Regions from separate parts of the Mus musculus genome. Here all the other regions are linked to region 1. A link is a loop called in an ENCODE intact Hi-C map of the cell type or tissue named here. Cell type or tissue: gastrocnemius. All regions are shown on one strand.

Region 1 (5,000 bases):
GTTATGCAGGACCACAGCCTCTGTTTCCTAACTGCCCCTCCTTATGCTGGTGACTCCTTCTGAACCTCCCCAATAAAGAAACAGAGCCCAACAAGGACAGTAGTTTGCTCCAGGCCACCAAACTTGAAGACCCAGGTCCCCACCCCCTAGCTGACAACCTTTTCCAGGCTTGGCTCCACCTGCCAGCTCTGCTTCTGACTGGCTACTGGCTTTGTGGAGCTAGTGAGGCTAGATTCTGTCCTGCTTCTGGGAATGGAAATGTTGCATGTCTGTCTGACGTCCCCTAGCCTGTCAGTGGCATGAGAATTATGGACACCCTCATGTCTCATAAGACAACACAGAGAGCTCAGACTTGGCTTCAATTCCTGACTGCCTCTTACACCTGAGTCATTTTTCAAACTTCTGTGAACTTCAGTTTCTTCATCGGCAAACAAGAGCTACTAACCAAGGTCTAAGGATGTGGGGGAGGACTAAAGGGAGTGATGCTTTCAGATGCATACTGTCAAATATTCAGTAAATACCCCCTCCTTCCTTAAGCCCTGAGAGTTTCCTCCTAGCCTGCCTGCTGTCCACTGAAGGAGACTTAGTCTCAGAGGACTGCCATGCCTGCCCTGGACTTGACCCTGGCCCTGCAGCTTCCTTTCCAATACCATTGCCCTGGGTGAACCACTCTGATGATGGCTCAGAAGTACTCAAAGCCCCCGTCTGCCCACCATGACCACCTTCAACAATTCAGACACCTCTTCCAGAAAATTCTACCTGGTGACCAGCTCCCTTTCTGACCTCCCCTCCTCTGTGCCTCCAAGAGCCTTCCTGTCTGTTTCTGTCACTAGGTTCTTCAGTTGGCTACCTCCCCCATAAATACAGAACCCCAGACACTCAAGAAAATGACTATCACTAAAGCGAGGTGGCCTGGCATTCTGGGAGGAGCATTAAGATCCTGGTGGTGTCATGGCTGAAAGAGCTTTCTCTTCTGTGTCTACTATCGGATTATCTCCTTTCACAGTTCATCTGAAGGAGGGTCTGCTACAAGGCCACAAAGGAAGGAACAGAGACCTAGATCCTAACCCAGGTCCCGTCATTTGTTGGCCGTGGGAATTGGGACACATCCCGTATCTCTGAACCTAATGATGATTGGTGCTGTAGGTCTAAGAATTTTGCAAGTCTCCTGCTGGTATCCTATTTTAAGGTCTTGCATGAAAGCTCTTGTCTTAGGGTAAGAGAGATCTCAAGCCTGTGGTGTGTAAGAAGTCCCCTGGTGACATCCAAAGTGCTTTTACAAATGGTGCCAACAGATGGGTGTTCTTAGGTCCAAGCCAGCCACACCGTTAAGTATGTCTAGGGCAAGTGAGCCGGGGTTTTGGCATACTCCTTACCTGAAGTCCAAGGATGCTCGGTCGGCAAAGGTTATTTATTCTCTCTGGCTCTACTTCCACCTGCAGATCCATACTGAGTCCAAGCTAAGCCACACTGAGCCCTAACTGTCTGACACTCACCACTGACTGATCCCCAGTTCCACCTGAGGCTGGAGGCTCTGGCCTCATTTCTGACTGGTGCTGATCCCAGTTCCAGGTGGAGTCACATCTGTGTGGTTCCACCCTGGTCATGCATCCCCTCTGTGACCCAGAAGTGGCCACATTCCCAACTCATCTCCAGGACCTTCTCTGGTACTTGCTCCTCTCTGCACCGTGTCCTTACAAACTGCCTAACAAGCTTCATGAGTCTCTTCTCTTATCTAATGTTACTTCCAAGAAAGGGTCAGTCTCTAAGTCAGACATCAACCCTCAAGGGTGTGTGTGTTATGGGAACTGGAGCTTCAGTTCTCAGGTGGTAGAATCTCAGAGCCCAGTAGCAGGCCTGAACAAGAACGTAGTTCCTACAGGATGGTGTGGTTCCAAAGGCACAGGCACCATTGGAGCATCAGGGTCCCAGCGCTTCATCTTCCTCTGATTCCAAATGTAAGGTTCCCAGGCCTCTGTTTGCCACCTATAAGGTATGATGCTTGTCCTTAAACAGGTGATGTTTGGGGACCATGGTAGCACTGACTGTCTCTGAGATCAAGACATCCTTGCCTTCAACCTGAGTCCATGTGACTTTGGGAGTGGGCGTTGGGAGAGTGTAAGAATTCTGCCCTGTGGGGAGGAATAGATGAACAGTACCTATGAAAAAGTGCCTGGGGTGGGGCAGGTGTGGGGAAATATGTGTCATGAGATGCTTACCAATATAGAATCCTGTTCTGCTGTCCAGCTTAGTCACATCTCTATTCATCTGTCCAGATGTGCTAAACTAAGCAGAGAGCCGGTAAAGAAAGGCTTGAAGTTCAGCCTTGGGCAAGGTCCTGTGGCTGGGTCTCTAGGCACGAGCTTCTGCACCTCCCTGCTCCCACCAGTAGAGGTCTCTGCCTCACTCACTGGCTCCAAGCTGCAAGCCCCAAGACAGCTGCGCCGTTGCTCCAGCTGTTGCACCTGTTCAGGGCTGGCCTCTCAGGTTCCCTCAGCCGCCGGCTATGGCGCCGGCTCAGAGAAAGGACCTAGAATATCTTGAACTCCCAAAGAGGAGGACTGATGTGAGCGAGATGTCCCTCGGAGATGCGGCACAAAGATCAGACACCACTCTGGGTAGGACCCGAACCTGTTGCGCATTCTTGTATTCAGGAGTTCTTCATTGTGTCTCAGCCAAGTTTGTTTGCTCGTAAGTCGAAGCCGATTTCTTCTGGCCCTGTCACTTGGTTGGGCACCCCTGTCAGCGTCCTCTCCAGAGCTATGAGTTGTGGAGTCTATGCGGGGACAGAGCAGGGATCTCTGACAGGTCCTGATTCCTCCCTCGCTGGGGCTCTCTTTTTCTAGAGTAAAGGGACTGGATATGGTCTGAGTTCATAACTTTCTAGGAATCTATGGCTCTAAGTGTGTATAGTCAAGCAAAATAGAATGCAGACACTTCTCTTTGATAGGTAATAGAGATGCCCTTCCTGGCTCAGTGATTTTGTCCTTGGAAGTCCATCTGTGCTCCTCAGTGTCTGTCTGTCCAGATGAAGAGAGATATATTCAAAGAAGTGTATCCCTTTCACACAGTTTAGCCACTGAGGCCTTTCTTGTATCATTAAGAGGCAACCCTCAAGGAAAGCAAGAGCCCAGGGAAAAGCTACTGCCGAGGGAAGTGAATCTGCCTGTGTAAACAAAGGACGGCTGTATGGGGGAAGTGGGATCTGAACGCCCGCATTCCTGGGCAGTCCAGCTCACTCAGCTTTGCTGAGCTCTTGCTCCGATTCCAGACCTCACTGTCCTCTCCCTGCACCTCCGGGTATGTGTCCATGGCCTTCTCCAGCCTCCCTCGAAGCTGCTACTGGTTGTCTTTCATGATTGCTATTGGAAGAGTCTTTAGGCATCCTCTCCGCCTTTGACCTTGCCCACACTGGGCCAGACTGTAGGATGTTCTAGGAGGGGACACTTGAGATCCCCTCATAAAGATCAGGGAATGATCTGTGCCCTCAGCAGCCCCAGGCTCCCGACCTCTGGGTACACTCTGTTCTTTGGTTTGGCAGGCGGTTTGAGAGTCAGTGGCCAAGAGCTGGAAGGGGAGGTCAAAGGTTAATTCATGTCATGTGGCAAGATATACCTGCTGAAAGGGCCTTGTTCTCCTCCCATGCAATAACATTGTGTTTGTTGTTGTTAAGGAGAGAGGTTTCCAGGATTAAAGACCATAATTGGCTCTTCTGCTGTCGCTGCTCTTTCTCTCTCTCTCTCTCTCTCTCTCTCTCTCTCTCTCTCTCTCTCAACTTCATCCATCCATCCACTGGGTCACTCATGCAGCACTAACTCTATGCAGGCTCTGAACCAGGCAGAGGTTCAACATTGGTTCCTTCTTCTCACACAGTCTGGTATAGAAGACAAATCCACTCAACCCGTGTTTCTAATTGCTATGAATTCGGACAGTGTTGTGACCAAGCTTAACTCAGTCCTGAAGGTGAAGCCAGGGACCTACAGGGTTGGGGTGGCTTTGTGGAAATGGTGTCATGGAAACTGTCTTTGGAGAAGTGGGGGAGGGGCCAGCCCAACCCTGGCAGTGTCCTCCAGGCAGAGGAGACATCAGTGAGAAGACCTTGAAGTGTGATGAGCGAGAGGCAAGCAAGAGGAGGTGAGCCTGAAAACAGGGTCACCACAAACAGTAGTGATTAAAAACGTATCCGGGAGCCAGCTCAGAGACAGCCTGAGGGGGTGACCAGGGGCTATCTGGGGTCTGTCTGGCAAATATTGCCACCCAGAATTGAGACCAGATAATCTAATTCCAAATATGTCCAGTCTGTCAAAGTAAGGCGCCCAGGTATGGTCTATGAATGTGGGCGCTTCCTGTGACCTCTGACCCCCTCTCAAGGTCCTCTCTGTCCTAGTCATAGTCACTCCATCTCTGTGCCTTTGCAGGTGGCTCTGGATGCCTGTCAAGCCACTCCCCTTCTTGCTCCTTGTTAACACTTCCAAAATCCTACCTGGTGTCTCTAGTCTTCTCTTTCTCCCCACCCCCCCACCCTATACGCATACAGACACACAGACACACACACTCACACACACACATAGACACACTCAAACACATACACAGACACACACACAGACACATACACAGACACACACACACACAGAGACACACAGACACATAGACACATACACAGACACACACACACACTCACACACACACTCACACACACACATAGACACACACACCACTGTGTCCCACATCTATTTGTCTTCTTTGCGAGTCAGGCTCTAGGCCCGCTGAGTGTAAGACTTGAGCTGCTGAAGCTCCACAGATGAGCGAACCGCAGGAAGTTTCTTCCCTGTTACTAATGATAATGACACTCACTGCATGTGGTGCCAAGTGCCCTGCCGTCACTGATATGTAATTTTCTGGTCCCTGCCAGGAGCTGCAACCACTGTGATCACTTTCTGTCACTCTGCCACTTTCTGTCACTTTCATGCTGCCAGCGGCACAGGCTGCTGTGCCTGCAC
Region 2 (5,000 bases), 180 kb after region 1:
AGTTCTACCTTTTGTGGCTTCCCTTTTTTACCATGTTAGGCCTGCTGGCGATTAGAGAGATACTCCCTCCAACACCCAAGCATGCTCACATTTGCTTGAGGACCAGTCTCTGGGGAAGGGGCAACGCTAAGCTGATGACATAACCACTCCCCAAAGATGAAGAGTTTTCACCAGCATCCATCACAGCTGTGCTAGCTGGGAAACAGGAGCAGAGTGTCCCATCTTAAAGGAGTCTTCAAGTTTCAGAGACAAGATGGAGATTGGGTGGGATGGTTCATGTTTGCCATCTTAGCACTTGGGAGGTAAGGTAGGAGGATCAGGAGTTCAAGACCATCCACAGCTGCTTAGTAAGTTCAAAGTCACCTTAGGTTACAATAACAGGGGTAAGGGGAAGGACACATGAAATAAAAAACAAAAGTATAATAGCACTAACTAGAAGCATAGAAAGTAGGAGAGACAGATAATAATGTGAAGGTCAAAAGAGGAAAAGGAGCTGGGCGGGAGTGGCACATGCCTTTACTCCTTTATTCTGCACTCAGGAGGCAGAGGAAGATGTAGCTCTGTGAGTTCGAGGCCAGCCTGATCCACAGAGTGAGTTCTAGGAGAGCCAGGGCTACACAGAGAAACCCTGTCTTGAAAAATAAACAAAATACAAAAAAGAGGAGAAAGGATGCCTGTGAGAGAAAGGATGCTCTCAGGGAAGCTCTTGCCTTTGAAAGAGGCTGGGCTTGGCTGCAGGTATTTGCAATCTCAGCACCTGGGGAGGGGAGACAAGTAGATCCCCAGGATTCAATGGCCATCTAGTCTAGCCTCCTTGGAAAGCACCAGGCCAATAAGAGATTGTATCTAATAAAACAAGAAAGCTGAAAAACAGCAGCCAGAATTACCCTCTGGCCTCCAGCTGCACATACACAAATATGTACATGCATATACCAAAGAAGGAGGAAAAGGAAGTATTTGTGGATGGTTCTGGAAGTTGAGGTTAAAGAATTAGAAAGACTTGATTAGGAGGTGCAATCGAGTATGGTCCACCGGTGGTAACCAGAGTAGGCTGATGGTGCTGCTGCAGTCTGTTGTTCGGTGACATCCAGTGACTCCAGCCAGCTTTAACATGTATTCCTCAGAGTCTTTCTGTTGTTGATTTTGTGCTCAGTGAGGAGAAACAGAGAATAGGAGTCCAGGGCCAGAGGTTTACTCTAAAACACACATGGCAAAAAGCTGCATACATTTCTTTTGCTTAGACCCTTTTACAAGGACTTATCCTCCAACAGGCTGCAAGGGAAGCTGATACAGGAGGTCTGTCTGGCTACTCATGTCCCAGCCACTGTCGACTACTTTTGAATAGGCGAGCATACGTTGGTGGACAGCTAGTAGTCTTGAGTCCACCCTTCTTTCTCAGACACAACTGGTCAAAATCAAAACACTTATAACGTTGCCAGAAGGAAGAAATGTTGCCACTTTAATTGGAGCTTCTCAGATGGCAATTATGGAACCCTTAGGAACATAAATAAATCTGTCTTGTGAATGGGACTTTGAGATGTTTGATCTCCCCCTGACCCTCACAATGGCACCAATGAGTCTGGTCTCTGTTCTCATTGGGATCGTAATATTAACATATCAGTGTAAGCCCAGGAGGCACAGACAAAGCAAGGCTTTCAGAGCCAGCCCTTTATGGAAAAAGATTATTCTTTCAAGTGCTCCTGAGGATCCTGAACATGATCTGCCTGATGAAATCAGAGAAGACGTTTGTAGCAGTGGCTAACTCGTGACAGAGAGTAAGCTCCTGGGGGGTAAAGGAATCAGAGGTTAGTCAAGAGGAAAGAAGCGGGTATGTGATGAACAACTGCATCCTTTGGTACACACTGCTGTGAGTCAAGGGATGCCTCTTCCTGGGGGACCCTGACAACCAGTGATGAACTAATAAGATGGTCTAACCCCATCACCTTAGCTTGGGATAGCTCCGAGCAGCCATGTCAGTTCCAGAACTCCAGGGTCAGCCATGATTTCCATCACAACCATACTGAGTTAGCTTTTGTCATCTGCTCACTCCTGCATCCTTACTTCTTTACCCCCATCTTCCCAAAGTGTTCCCCCCCAAATCTTCTGTATACAATTCTCCATTTCCAAGGAGTCAATGTCTGCTCAAGAACCACATTAACACTGAGCAGATTCCAAAGTTGTTGTCCATTAGATCAGAGGAATGGGGTGATAATAGTGAAGGAGGCAGTTACTGGTTCCAGCAAACAAAAATAAAACAAACAAACAAAAAAAGAGACTAGCAATGCAGCGCTGACTAGAAAGAAGTAGCCGCTAGATGGCGCAGCCCCATAGAGCAGCGCTTCCTTCACAGTGTAGAATATTGCCTTAGATATGGCAGACACTCAACACTCTAAGAAGGGGGGAAGTGTTGGCTCATCATTTATGTCCTTGTTTTTCTATTTACATATTCTAGGAACACAAGTGTCATAACCTGTTTCAACACCTTAATACCACACCCTCTGTGCCATAACATATTCTCAACTGATCTCTACACGCGATCCCCCAAGTCTGTTTTGTTTTTCTACCTGCCACAGTCGTTGTTGCCACGGGGATACTAATGATTGGAACATGCGGAATTCCAAACAGTTGCTATGATTCTCACCTAAAAACTGAAGAGAATGAGTAATAAATCCATGGCACCCTCCCTCTTCCCCCTCCCCTCTGTTTTCCTATCTGACATAATAGCATTGGTTGTGAAATATAATGTCTCAGGGAAAGTAGTCATGGAAACCGGCAAAGAAGATGAAGAGTTTGAGAAAGACGCATAACTCAGTCAATCAATCAATTCTCTTGTTCTGGAGTTAATAAAAAGAAATATTTTCTACTTGGAAAAACATTTAGTCTTTTGAAGGTTAGAGGGTTTTCCTTACCTCAGGGGGAACATACTTGGAAGTGTCTTTTTCCATTGTATAAACTTCTAAAGAAGAGTTTGTTTGTCTAGGGGAGGAACCCTTCAAGAATTACACGGAAGAGAGATGGGTTCTACAAAACTAGGAAGATGAATGGGTAATGGGGAACTGTGTTTGGCCCCTCCCAGTCTCTCTGGCAGTGATGACTGCAAAGTCATCCCCAAAGAATAGACACCAAGCCTCAGGGTTGGTTCTTATTCTGTCAGGTCCATACCTGCTTGGACAATGAGTATCTTCAATGTAACTTCAGTGGACCAAAGACAGTCCTCCAGGTTTTCCATGGTTTCCAGTGTTCCAAGGTCTCTCACTCTCTGCATCATGTCTGGCCGATGGATCTCTGTATTTGTTCTCATCTGCTGCAGAAGGAAGTCTCTCTGGTGAGAGCTAAATGAGGCACTGATCTATGAGTATAGAGAAATATCATTAAGGAGTCATTTTATTGCCATGCTTTGGTTTGGCTTGGGTTTTTTGTTTTTGTTTTAGAACAGTAGTTTTTTGTTTACCACTAATTCCCTGGGCTAGTCTCGGGTTCTTGGTTACCCAAGCAGTGTCAGATATGGGTTCTATTTTGTGGTGTGGGTCTTAAGTCAAATCAGCTATTGATTGGCTACTCCCACAAGCTTTGTACCACCATTGCCCTAGCATATCTTACAGGTAAGACACCACGGTAGATAAAAAGTCTGTGGCTGGGCTGGTGTTTGCATTTCTCTTTTGGTAGTGGGCAGAATAGCTTCGTGTACCAAAGACGCTAGAACATAGAATGTAAGCAGGAACTCACCTGGGTGGTTTGTTTTCGTGATATCTAGTTTCTTGAGTTCTTTATATTTTGGATATTAGCCCTCTAATGGATGTATAGTTGGAGAAACGTTTCCCTATTCTGTAGGCTGCCACTTTGTCTGAATGACGGTGTCCTTTGCTTTCCAGAAGCCTCTCAGTATTATGAGACCCCATTTATTAGTTGTTGATTTTAGTGCCTGTGTTAATGGTGTTATGTTCAGAAAGTCTTTTCTTTTGCTAAGGAGTTCAAGGTTATTGCCCAGTTTCTCTTCTATAAGGTTCAGTGTATTCAGTTTTATGCTGAGGTCTTTGGTCCATTTGGAGTTGAGTTCTGTGCAGGGTGGTAAGTATGGATCTATTTGGATTTTTCTATATGCAGCTGTGCAGTTTGTCCAGCACCATTTGTTGAAGATTCTGTCTTTTTTCCAGTGTGTATTTCTGGCTTCTTTATCAAGAATCTGGTGTGCATAGGTGTGTAGATTTATGTGTAGGTCTTCAATTAGATTCCATTTAACAGCATGTCTGCTTTTGTGCCAATACCATATGTAATTGTTATTACTATAGATCTCTAGTCCAGCTTTGAAATTGAGAGTGTTGATTCTGACTTTTGGCTACTTTATTGGGTTCTTTTTCTTACCACCCCTTTTCACCCTTCCAACCCCTCAACACTAGGTAGGAAAGAAAGAAGGCTAGAGGGAAAAGGAAGTTCAATCTTGTTAGATTACTTCCTGCTGATTGGGGGCATTGATTTCCTTGGGGCAAGTCCAATCTTCCAAGTCAGGATATACAATTTCTTCTCTATTTCTTTGCTTACGACCACTTGACAAACCACAGCAGCAGGAGAATTTGCAGCCACCTCAGCCTCTTGAGACTCTGGCATTTTTATACCCTCTGAAAAGTGCCAGAATTCCAAGCATAAGCTATCTTTAGTTGGCAAAACCACATCCCTGTCAGAGCATGAGACAAATCATGGCTGCTATGAACAATCTGAAGCATCCTCATATCCCACATCTTGGATTAAAACAAAAATGTAATCACATAACATTTTTGTGTTTTTAAAGAAACCAAAATTCTCACTACAGGTAATAACTCCAGCAGTTCTTTTAGTCTTCAGGTTTGCTTTAGCTATGCTGGGTTTTTGTTTTTCCACGTGAAGCTGAAAATTGTCCTTTTAAGATCTCTGAAGAATTGTATTGAAATTTTGATGGGGATTGCGTTGACTTTGAAGATTCTTTTTTGGTAGGATGGCTATTTTACTATATTAATCCTACTGAT
Region 3 (5,000 bases), 110 kb after region 1:
TAAAAGAGTTGGTGTCAGGCGTGGTGGTGCAAAAGCAAGCAGATCTTTGTGAGCTGAAGACCACCCTGTTCTACCCATGGAGCTCCAACCTAGCCAGAGCTACCAAGTAAGAGTCACTAGATTAGGGACATGATCTTTGGGTCAACCAGGAGTTTCCCGGAAGATGTGAAAAGACTGGGGAAAAGAGCAGACGAGAAATCAAATCATTCTATTTGGCTGGAGTTATAAGTGAGACGATACACATAAAACCTTCAAGCTGTGCTCACCACGATCACACTAATAATAGCTGGTAACTGTGTTGTTACACGACAAACATATTGAGCAAGTGCTTTGAAAATGAAATTTCATTTAGTCTCATAGAAACCCAGCAAATGCATTGTGTGGTTTTCATAGAGAATCATAACAGATGCCTGTAAATAAACCCAAGATCATGTCAAAGAGATTACAGTTGTGTCTACAAATACACTGAAAGGTTTTAGGGTCAAAAACAAATCAGAGAAGAGTATCCCTTGGAATTTTCCCTCCCACGAATTAAGAGATGAAGAAAGTCTTTTAGTTTCATGTATATTCCCCAGATATATCACAATTACTTACTTACTGAGTAACTAGCATGTGGTGGGCATCTCTAGCAGTGACCCTAATCCTCAAGTAGTCTTGTTAGATTTTATTATCCCTTTATACACACACACACATACAAAAGATGAGGTCCCATCATTTCAAACCACCTTCATGTTGTTCATGGGAAGAGTGACTAGGAAACAACTGCAAGGACTTTGAGACAGGGTTTGTGTAAACAAAAACTATTTTAAGTATGATCTTGGGGCCAATGAGATAGCTCAGTGGGTAAAGTGCTTGCAGCACAGACCTGATGACCTGAGTTCAGTCCCAGGGAGCCACATAAAGATGGCAGGAGAGAACTGATTCCTTGGAGTCATCCTTTGGTCTCCACACACCATGGTACATGCAGGCCCATGTATATGCACAAAATAATTAATAAATAAAAATTCAAACTTACTGTATTCATAATGTCAGAACACCCACGTGTAATAGACTCTCAGCAAATGAATTTTGCTTGAAGTTTGGTTACAATGAAGGCATTGAGAGCTAAGTGAAAATACTGCTGAGAAAGAAGTAGAGCTCTGATGTGCCCACTGTGACTTACCATCACTGAATGGGCAGGGGCCATGTTAGACTTTGTATTTAAATATTCTCGTGTAATCTCGTCAACAATCTAGGATGTAAATATTACCTGTATACTAATATATAGATGTCAGATAACTTGAGTCTTTATCTCAGTTTTATAGAAACTGTCCAGAGTTAGGTAGTTTGCTCCAAGCCACATACATAGCAAGTATGTTTCCGTCCAGGTATGCTAAAATAATCGCCCACCGTCTCAAAGCTGGGCTTGCTTTGGTGGTAGCATTGGGCTGCCTTTTGTTCTCATCTTGGTTTTTTTGAGGTTTGGGTTTTTTCTTGTCTTCCAACTGTTTAACTTTTTACAGATCTATGTGATTTTTTACAGTTAGAGAAAACAGGAAAGGTGAAGCACCAAGCAATGGAAAATCAGTCCATTGTCTTATTCCAGATATCAGAAGGGCTTTCCATATTTTGAGACATGAAATGCAAATGAAGCTAACACACTTTTGCCTACACACACACACACACACACACACACACACACACACACACATGACTTTAGAGCAAGCAGAATTTTCACTCCCTCTGCCTTGAGGATAAAGCTTGATATCAGTGTGTCCTGCTGGGACACATCAATGTTGTCTAGAAGCCAGCACCAGCAATCAGCCCGACAGCCAAAGATGGCCAAACAAAACTTACGCATGTCAGTGTCACACGACACCAGCAGTGGGAGCCAGAGGACCAAGACTCGGCCTAAGGTTGTCATCAGCTGCAGAAGGCCAGCCTTCCCTTTCTCTTCCCCATCATCTCCACCATGGCAGCAGTGAGCACTGTGATTCTGTCAGGGACCAGAGTGGGAATAGATAGTGTTGGACAGGTTGAGGAACACGCTACCTACATGTAGTCGAGATCCCCAAACCCAGTTATCAGCAAGGGGGCAGGCCTTTGATAGGAAGGTTAACCCCACCCTGGGATCCAGGACTCAGACACAGGCCTTATTGATACAGATGTGACAGATGGATATTAATGAATTCGATACCTGTTGCCTATATACCAGGTCTTATATGACCTTATAGGAACACAACGTGGTCTTCATCGTAGAATTTACAGTCTGAGGTTACAATTGAAGGTTATGGTGCCAAAGGAGGTGACTAAACACAATTAAAAACAGAAAATAAGGAGATAACTTTGAACTTGGGTATCTGGGGCTAGATACCATGTCTTTTCACTGTAGGCAAAATATGTAAGAAATAAACCCAGAATATTGTCTTAGTATGCCTTAACAGCAGATAACAAGCCCACAGTTCCTTTTTGTCAAAAAGGTTCTTCTAGGGCTTGGAAGAAGGACCAGCAGTTAAGAGCACTGCCTTTTCCAGAAGACCTGGGTTAGAGTTTCAGCACCCTCATGGTGGTTCACAACTGGCTATAATTCCAGTTCCAGGTATTCTGATGCCCTCTTGTGGCCACTGTTGGCACTGCACAGAGGTGGTATACAGGCACACAAGCAGGCAAAGTATAAACACACACACACACACACACACACACACACACCCGCCTACAGCCTCTTTTAAAAAGTCCTTCTATGACAGTATGTGTTACACTTTGTATAAGCAATGTTGTGGCGTGTAAAGCCAGCAAAGCCAGGTCACATCAACTTCTGGACTGGAATCCAAAGGACAGTACGATAAGCCTCCAGGTACTTATTGTGAAAAACACATCAGTGTGTCAATGTAAAATCTGTTATCAAGCATAAGTGTGGAGAACACACAGTTGCTGGTTCTCTCTCACCTGCACCACCCCTCCTGTCTCTGATTTCACCCACGCCTGGGTCCAGTAGGCCATGTACCTCTTTTTTTTAAAAGATTTTGTTGTATTCTTTTTTGTTATTGTTTGCTTGCTTGTTTGTTTGTTTGTTTTGATATAGTGTCTTGCTGTGTAGCCTTGGCTGGTCTGGAACTCCCTATGTAGACCAGGCTGTTCTTGAACTCACAGAGCTCTATCTGGCTCTGCCTTCAAAGGCAAGGACTGGAGATATCTACCACTACACCCAGTTCTTATTTTACCTTTAATTGTATGTATATGTGTGTGTGTGTGTGTGTGTGTGTGTGTGTGTGTGTGTGTGTGTGTGTGTGTGCATGCACATGTGTACAGGTACCCACAGAGACCAGAACAGGACACCAGATCCCCTGAAGCTGGAGTTACTGGCAATAAGTTCTGGGACCCAATCTCAGTCCTCTGAGCCATCTCTCCAACCCCTCCCATGTGTATTTTAAATAATTAATTCAATCATTTATGAAGAAAAAAAAAACAGCCAGAAGCCTCCCTCCATTCCACTCTTGGATCTGCTTAAAATATTTTCCTTTGTTTCTTTCACTGGAGGGGAAGGGGGCGTGGCTTGGAGAGTGCTTTGGAAAAGACCACATTGTAAGAGAAAATAAGCAGGAATCCCCATTTGGACATGTCCAGCAGGCTCCGGACCATGCCTGTCCTCAGATACAGGCTTGGGTCAGTAACCTGACAGTTAGTTATACAGGGTAACAGGCAATGTGGAGGACTGAGGACAGACCAAAGCGCAGGGAAGACCAGCAGTTAAGGGACAGTGAAGAAAACCCCGAGAAAGGGAAGTAACAGGGTGGAAGATCCCTGGGGCTCTCACAAAAGAAGTGAGTTTGAATCCCCAAAAGTACCAGTGCCCCTTCTGGTGTCACTGTGGAAGGTCTGAGAGGAACAGGATGGGTTTGGTAATTAGAAGGCCACTGGGGACATCAGCCAAGGAGTGGGGCTGGACTGCTAGGGCTCTGTGAGGTGAAAGGTGAGGAAAATCAAGAAGACTTGGAGATGCCTCTGGCCAGTTAGCCAGGTGGAAATGAGCTGGGAGGGCCTGTGGAGGGTTATAGGGTTCCTAGCACATCTGCACCTCCCCTAGAGGAAATGCAGCGGGTGTCTCTAATTAGCAACTGTCTTTGACTGACTGGTTTTGTATCAGCTTGACCCAACCTAGAGTCAACTGAGAGGAAGGAACCTCAGTTGACAAAATGCCTCCATAAGATGCAGCTGTAAGGCCTTTTCTAAATTACTGATCATTAAGGGAGAGCAAGCTGATGAAACCATAGAAGCAAGCCAGTAAGCAGCACCCTCCATGGCCTTTGCATCAGCTCCTGCCTCCAGGTTTCAGCCCTTCTTGAGACCCTGTCCTGATTTCCGTCAATGATCTGCAAGCGTAAACCAAATAAACCATTTTCTCCCCAACTTGCTTTTTGGTCATGGTGTTTCCTCACAGCAATAGAAACCCTGACTAAGACAATCATGATAAGCATTCTGGGGGCACCTCCATGTAAGGCTGGGGTACCCAACTATTTGACATCATAATACATTTTCATCTGAAGAGTCCATGCTTGAAAAACAGTGTGGTCTAATTACAAGAAACACACAGAGAAAATCTCAATTTCCCTCTCTCTCTCCCTCCCTCCCTCTTCCCTCTTCTCTCTCTCTCTCTCTCTCACACACACACACACCAACAACAACAACAACAACAATAGCAACACTAACATCAACACCAAACCCCGCCTACTATTTTAAGTACGTTCATGATTTTGTGTATTGTGGCTGTCCTTGGTCCCCATGCTCAGTGGAGGGGTCTCAGTCAGAGCCTCCAGCTACAGGAACGAAAGGCTGAATCTGCAAGAGCGTTCAGCAGACTTGGTTCCCAGGGACTGGGCTATCCTCAAAAGGCCTTTTCATTCCAACCCCAGCCCCCACTTAGCCATAGCCCTGGGGTGGGCCCTTAGCAAATATTTGTTGACAGATAACTGAATGATGGAAGGGTGAGGTTGAATTGCGTATTGTTGGGCTCTATAATCCCT
Region 4 (5,000 bases), 100 kb after region 1:
CATGTCAGAATTTTATTGTACATTTTTGAGATCAATCTTGCCCAGACTCGCCTGCATCAACCTCCCAAGTGCTAGAGTTCTAAACATGTACAACCACACTAGGCTTCAATAAAAGTTCTTCACAGTGTGGTGGTTGACACCTTTAATCCAGCACTAGAGAGGCAGGGGGATTGCTGTGAATACGAGGTCAGTCTAGTCTACCAGCCAAGCTACAAAATGAAAGCTGTCCTTAAAAAAAAAAAAAAAAAATCTTCATAGATCCCAGATTAAAATTTGACTCTTCTGTTATGTCTGGCAAATGAATAATAAATTAGGTGATTTTTTAAAAATCATCAACTAAAAATCACTACATAAAACAGCTGAGAACTTGTAATTATAAGCCCTAATTAGCATAACAAAAACCCACTAACCAGTGGTTCTCAAATTGTGGACTGAAACCCCGTGGAGGGTTGCATATCAAAAATCTTGCACATCAGGAATGTATATTACAGTAGAAAATTAGTTATGAAGTAGCAATGAAGTAATTTTATGGTTGGGGTCACAGCAACGTGAGCAACTGTATTAAAGGGCTGCAGTGTTAGCAAGGTGGAGAACCACTGCTGACTAAACACCTAAGAGTCTCAACAGTACAAAAACAAGGAACGAAACACTGGCTGGAGAACGCAGGGCTCTGAATCTAAAGTTCTGCTTTTCCTCATAAAGCTCACCTAAGAGCTTTAAATCACACATGCTTGGGACTCTTGTTAAAAAACAACTGCCATTAGTATTATGGCAAATAAAGTTGAGGTTATAAACGTATGATTTTGAAGGAAAATCAAAAGGGTAGTAAAAAAGGCATCTTAGTAGACCTCCACGAGGAGCCCTGATCCTGGGACTGATGGCAATGAAACAGAGGTGTCTTCAGACAGGCTCAAGGAAAGTGAGGACGGAGAAGACCTGCACAGGAAGCCGGTGTGCAAGAACTATGAACGAGCCCTGGATTCAGTCCAAGGCAACAGAGCTTCTGGTGCTTAAGGCCTGGGAAGAGCTCAGTAATACCTGTTCCCCACCGCGAGGGAAACAATGGAAGTCAACAAAAGAGCACCAGCGCTGAGACTGGGACTGAGACTGCGTTGTGGTTGAGATGAAAAAAGCAACAGTACCCTGAGCTGGCGGGCATGCAGAGGGGCAAGAACAGAAAAGAATGCAGGAGCCTAAACACCTGTCTGTACCAGCAGCTAAGCCTCGGCCTTACAACAGGCCACTCCAAGTGACCTATCAAAACGAGTACTCAGGTTACAAATCACCTAATTTTTTTCCCTCCTTTTTTATTTAACATTGGAATCTGACTTGAAATTTGAAGATGAAAATTAAGTACCAGTGTCTACAATACGTATTCAAAAGGAAAAAGAGGTTCAAGGAAAAGCCATTCCCTAATGTCTCATTTCCTAGGTAACTAAGAGTGACAGTCTCCTCATCACAGACAAGATATTACATAACCTTTCTTGTCAGATTTAGTTTAAAATTTCAGAACACTCACTCTCTTTAAGAGGTACTTTAAAACTTCCATACCATTCACTCTTCCTTCTTCCTCCTGTTATTTCTAATAATGTTTCTATCTCATGAACATGAAGTCTTGTTACAAGAGAACTTACAGAATGTCCGTTCTGTATAAGACTGCCAGACACCAAGTAGGTAACATGCAGCTGAGCTCCCGAATTTTCTTTCCGTTTCCTTTCAACATATTCATAGAGCATCCTGTGCCAAACAAGACAGAAGTGACTCATTAGCATGCAGCTTCCTCATCGACTCCGGATTCATGACTTGGAAGTCATATATATGAAATCTGACAGTTTCTTCAACAGCACAATTTTTTACTTACTGAACAGATTTTTGAAAAAACAATGAAAAAACTTTAGATGGAGCATGGGACTGGAACCAACTTATCTGAGTTGGCTAAGACACCCAGGAAGTAACTGAGGTAAATCTAGAAATATGCCAAGAGGGACAGAACCCATAGTCAAACAGTGGCAATGGCCAAACTGCAGATACAAAAGTGAGTCAATTATCGAGCTATGGCATCCAGAATAAACTTTTCTTGGTTTCCTATCTTCAGGCATAAAGCACAAGTGGCATTACTACATGAATAACTCTTATAACCCGAAGTCATACACTGTCTGCAAGCCTCTATTCTCAAATATCAATAGTCTATATGTGCTTTCCTAGAGATGGAAAGGATTTGGGGTTTTTAGTAATTCTATGAGATCATTATGTTAAATACTTCAAGTCATCATATACATCATGACAAATATATATTCACCTGTTACTACTGAATTACATACAGTCAGATGTTTCATGATGTAGAATATAGCAGATGCTTACACCAGCCAACATCTAAAATGTTCATTAACCACACACTAAATGCAGAAGTGTTGCTTGCAGTAAAGTCTTTATTCACTTTTATCCCAACCACCCAAAATACCAGAAGTTGATGCCCCTCAATGGAGTTTAACAATAAAAAGATGCACATCATCTGTCTTTATTTCAAGAAATATTTAGCAAGCTTCTACAACATATCACACTTCAGTTGAGAACAGCCAGAAACTCAGAAATTCTGATAGCTAGGTATGGTGGTACAGGCCTTTAATTATCCTAGAGGAAGAGGCAGGTGGATTTCTGTGAGTTCAAGTCCAGCCTGGTCTACACAGTAAGTACCAGGCTTACTCCAGTAAGCCTAAGAAACCCTGTCTTCTCCAGACGCCCTCCCTCGCTTACCTTCCACGATACCCAGCCGAGTCCCCTGCTACACCTGCTCCATTTTTCCTGCAGTTTCTGTGCTTTCCTCTCCTTAGCCATCTTACCCTATTTTAGTATGACCAGTCACCCCAGTTTGCCTGACTCAGATAGGTTTCCTGGGAAATGGGATATGGTTGGTCACCCCGTGGTATCCTCCATTGTCTATTTTATTCAACTCCATGGCTTCGGTTTTTTTTCCCTGATGACATCATCATTTGTTCAAACCACCTTAGCCAGAAATCCAGGAGTCATTACCTTTCTCCTTATGCAATGAGTTGCCAAGTCTCATCAGTCCTCCCTCCCAACTAACTCTTGACTGGACTCTATGCTCTCCAACACGCTATACTAGACTATTTCAAGTCCAAGGGTCACCTGTATTCTCTTTTCACCATCATTATCTGTGAGGCTGTCATAGTGAAGTTTTAAAATGCAAGTCAGTAAAAAAAAAAAAAAAAAAAAAAAGTCAATAGATTAAAAAAACGAATCAAAACGTTCCTGAGTGCCCACTTGTGTTCTAAGCAGTAAACAAAGGAGTCACGGCTCCTACCCATCTGGACCAGCCATTTCTTTCCTAGAGCGTAAGCTTAAAATTGGTAGGAACTTGAATCACAGCCATCTGTCTGCCTCCCTTTAATCCTAGGGAGGGAGTCTGAGGCCAGCCTGGCTTACATAGGGAATTCCAGGCCAGGCAGGGCTATATAGGTTCCATCCATCTAATTCCTCCTACTCCAAGTCTCTCTGACACGGCTAGCCAAGCAGAGCACCTCTGCCTCCCGAGTGTTAACAGCTTACGCCCTATCATGCATTCTGACATCTACTACACCACACTCTATCACAGGTTTTTAAGGCTGCCTTTCCATACACCACCAGTTACGTAAGTACAAAGCGTGCACTATTTGTCAGTTTTACGGATTCTTCCGCCTTGCTCTCTCACATCTTCCCCACTTCAGAGACCACGTTAGAAGGGCAGATGAGGGGGTGGACTCTTGACTGTTGATGCTAATTAGGACCTGCTAATAGAAAACCAAAAAGGCAAATACCATGTCTACCATGCTCTCAAGCGTGTCAGCCAACTAGTCTTTTCTCCACAGCTCTTGACCTTGCCTGGGTCAGTCAGCAAACCACTGTCTTCTGCACAGGTTTCCCCAAATAAACCCCAGCTGTTCCCATATTAGTTTCTCTTCTCACTTGTTTTTGTTTTGTTTTCTTTTTAATCTATTTCCCTTCTTACTGAGAAGTTTACAACAAACTTTTTTAAAAAGGAATTTATACCTACTTTAACACGTTTCTTATTTAGTAAAGGCAAGTACTCCATTTCTGACAATAATATATGTGAAATATTCTTTAAAATGAGTGAAAAGCCTTGACATGCTGCAGAATGTTTCCTATGCACATGATGACTTACAACCTCCCCGAGACCCTTAACTTTCCTCTCCTTTAGCTCCCCTGGAACCAAACCAATTTTAGTCCTCCATAATATTTTTCCAATCTGAAGATGTCATGTTTAAGTCAATGAGGAAGGATCTTGTCTGTTAAATAATACTTTAAAAAAAGAACTAAAAACAAGAATTTGTTTTGTTTTCTCAAGAAAAGGTTTCTCTGTGTAGCCCTGGCTGTCCTGACACTCACTCATTAGACCAGGCTGGCCTCAGAACCCAGAGATCCATTTGCCTCTGCCTACCGAGTGCTGGGATTAACGACACTTAGCCACACCTTTTAATTTATACTTTATATTTTCTAAACATGACTGAGCCAGCATCTCCCTCCCTAGATACTGCTCTACATTTTCTCATTAGAGGTGGAGCCCAGGAGGCAGTGAGTCAGTGAGGACTTTTGAGGGACTGCCTGAGCGTGAAGCAAGTCAGAAATATGAGTGGCTTCTGTTATGTGCCAGGACAGCTATTAGGGCCCTGAGTAGCTGTCTAAGAAATCTGACTACTCCAAGACACCATGCCCAAGCCCTGTAACACCCTGGTCTATAGCCCCAGCTAAAGTTCAGCTGATAATTAGTAACAACTGCCAGATGTACATAAAGATGATTAAAGACTGGGCTGCAGTGGCTGACACTTCCCAGCTAAGACTGCAGATACCATTCAGCTAACATGGGTCATTCCCACTATGCCCTGTCCACACTGCAGAATCTATGAGTGATAAAATGGTTATTGCTTGCATTAAAGTTTTGGCCAATTTGTTACACACCCACAGTAGTCAGAAGAGTGACAAAC

The links. Hi-C counts contacts between places; a loop is a spot of excess contacts. Peaks named below come from ENCODE experiments on the same cell type or tissue, not always from the same donor. Only the 100,000 strongest peaks of a DNase experiment are listed, where the experiment ranks them.
Region 2: a loop joins it to region 1, with 3 times the contacts of the local background. A loop is called at or near these places in 10 of 42 quality-filtered maps.
Region 3: a loop joins it to region 1, with 2.9 times the contacts of the local background. A loop is called at or near these places in 5 of 42 quality-filtered maps.
Region 4: it touches region 1 in a loop (4-fold over the local background); 16 of 42 quality-filtered maps call a loop at or near these places.

What each region holds. Positions count from the first base shown.
Region 1 is chr7:100,007,429-100,012,428 of GRCm38, forward strand. All of the region lies in intron 1 of Chrdl2 (chordin-like 2), which reads left to right. Among named protein-coding and RNA genes, the nearest start is that of Chrdl2, 3.5 kb to the left of the region's middle. In gastrocnemius, a CTCF peak has its summit at 2,393 (motif pointing right); DNase peaks (open chromatin) are centred at 2,410, 4,059 and 4,886; H3K4me3 peaks cover 273 bases; H3K27ac peaks cover 400 bases.
Region 2 is chr7:100,188,651-100,193,650 of GRCm38, forward strand. Gm45994 (a long non-coding RNA gene) reads right to left here and starts at 4,016. Exons shown (of 3, transcript XR_001778232.1): 1 at 3,727-4,016; 2 at 3,163-3,349; 3 at 611-1,783. In gastrocnemius, a CTCF peak has its summit at 2,314 (motif pointing right); a DNase peak (open chromatin) is centred at 2,315.
Region 3 is chr7:100,121,813-100,126,812 of GRCm38, forward strand. No RefSeq gene overlaps it. Among named protein-coding and RNA genes, the nearest start is that of Pold3, 2.8 kb to the left of the region's middle. In gastrocnemius, CTCF peaks have their summits at 1,873 and 2,596 (motif pointing left); DNase peaks (open chromatin) are centred at 1,882 and 2,612; H3K4me3 peaks cover 541 bases; H3K27ac peaks cover 427 bases.
Region 4 is chr7:100,110,636-100,115,635 of GRCm38, forward strand. Pold3 (polymerase (DNA-directed), delta 3, accessory subunit) reads right to left here. Exons shown (of 12, transcript NM_133692.2): 3 at 1,635-1,737. Among named protein-coding and RNA genes, the nearest start is that of Pold3, 8.4 kb to the right of the region's middle. In gastrocnemius, no CTCF peak of the experiment used is centred here; no DNase peak of the experiment used is centred here.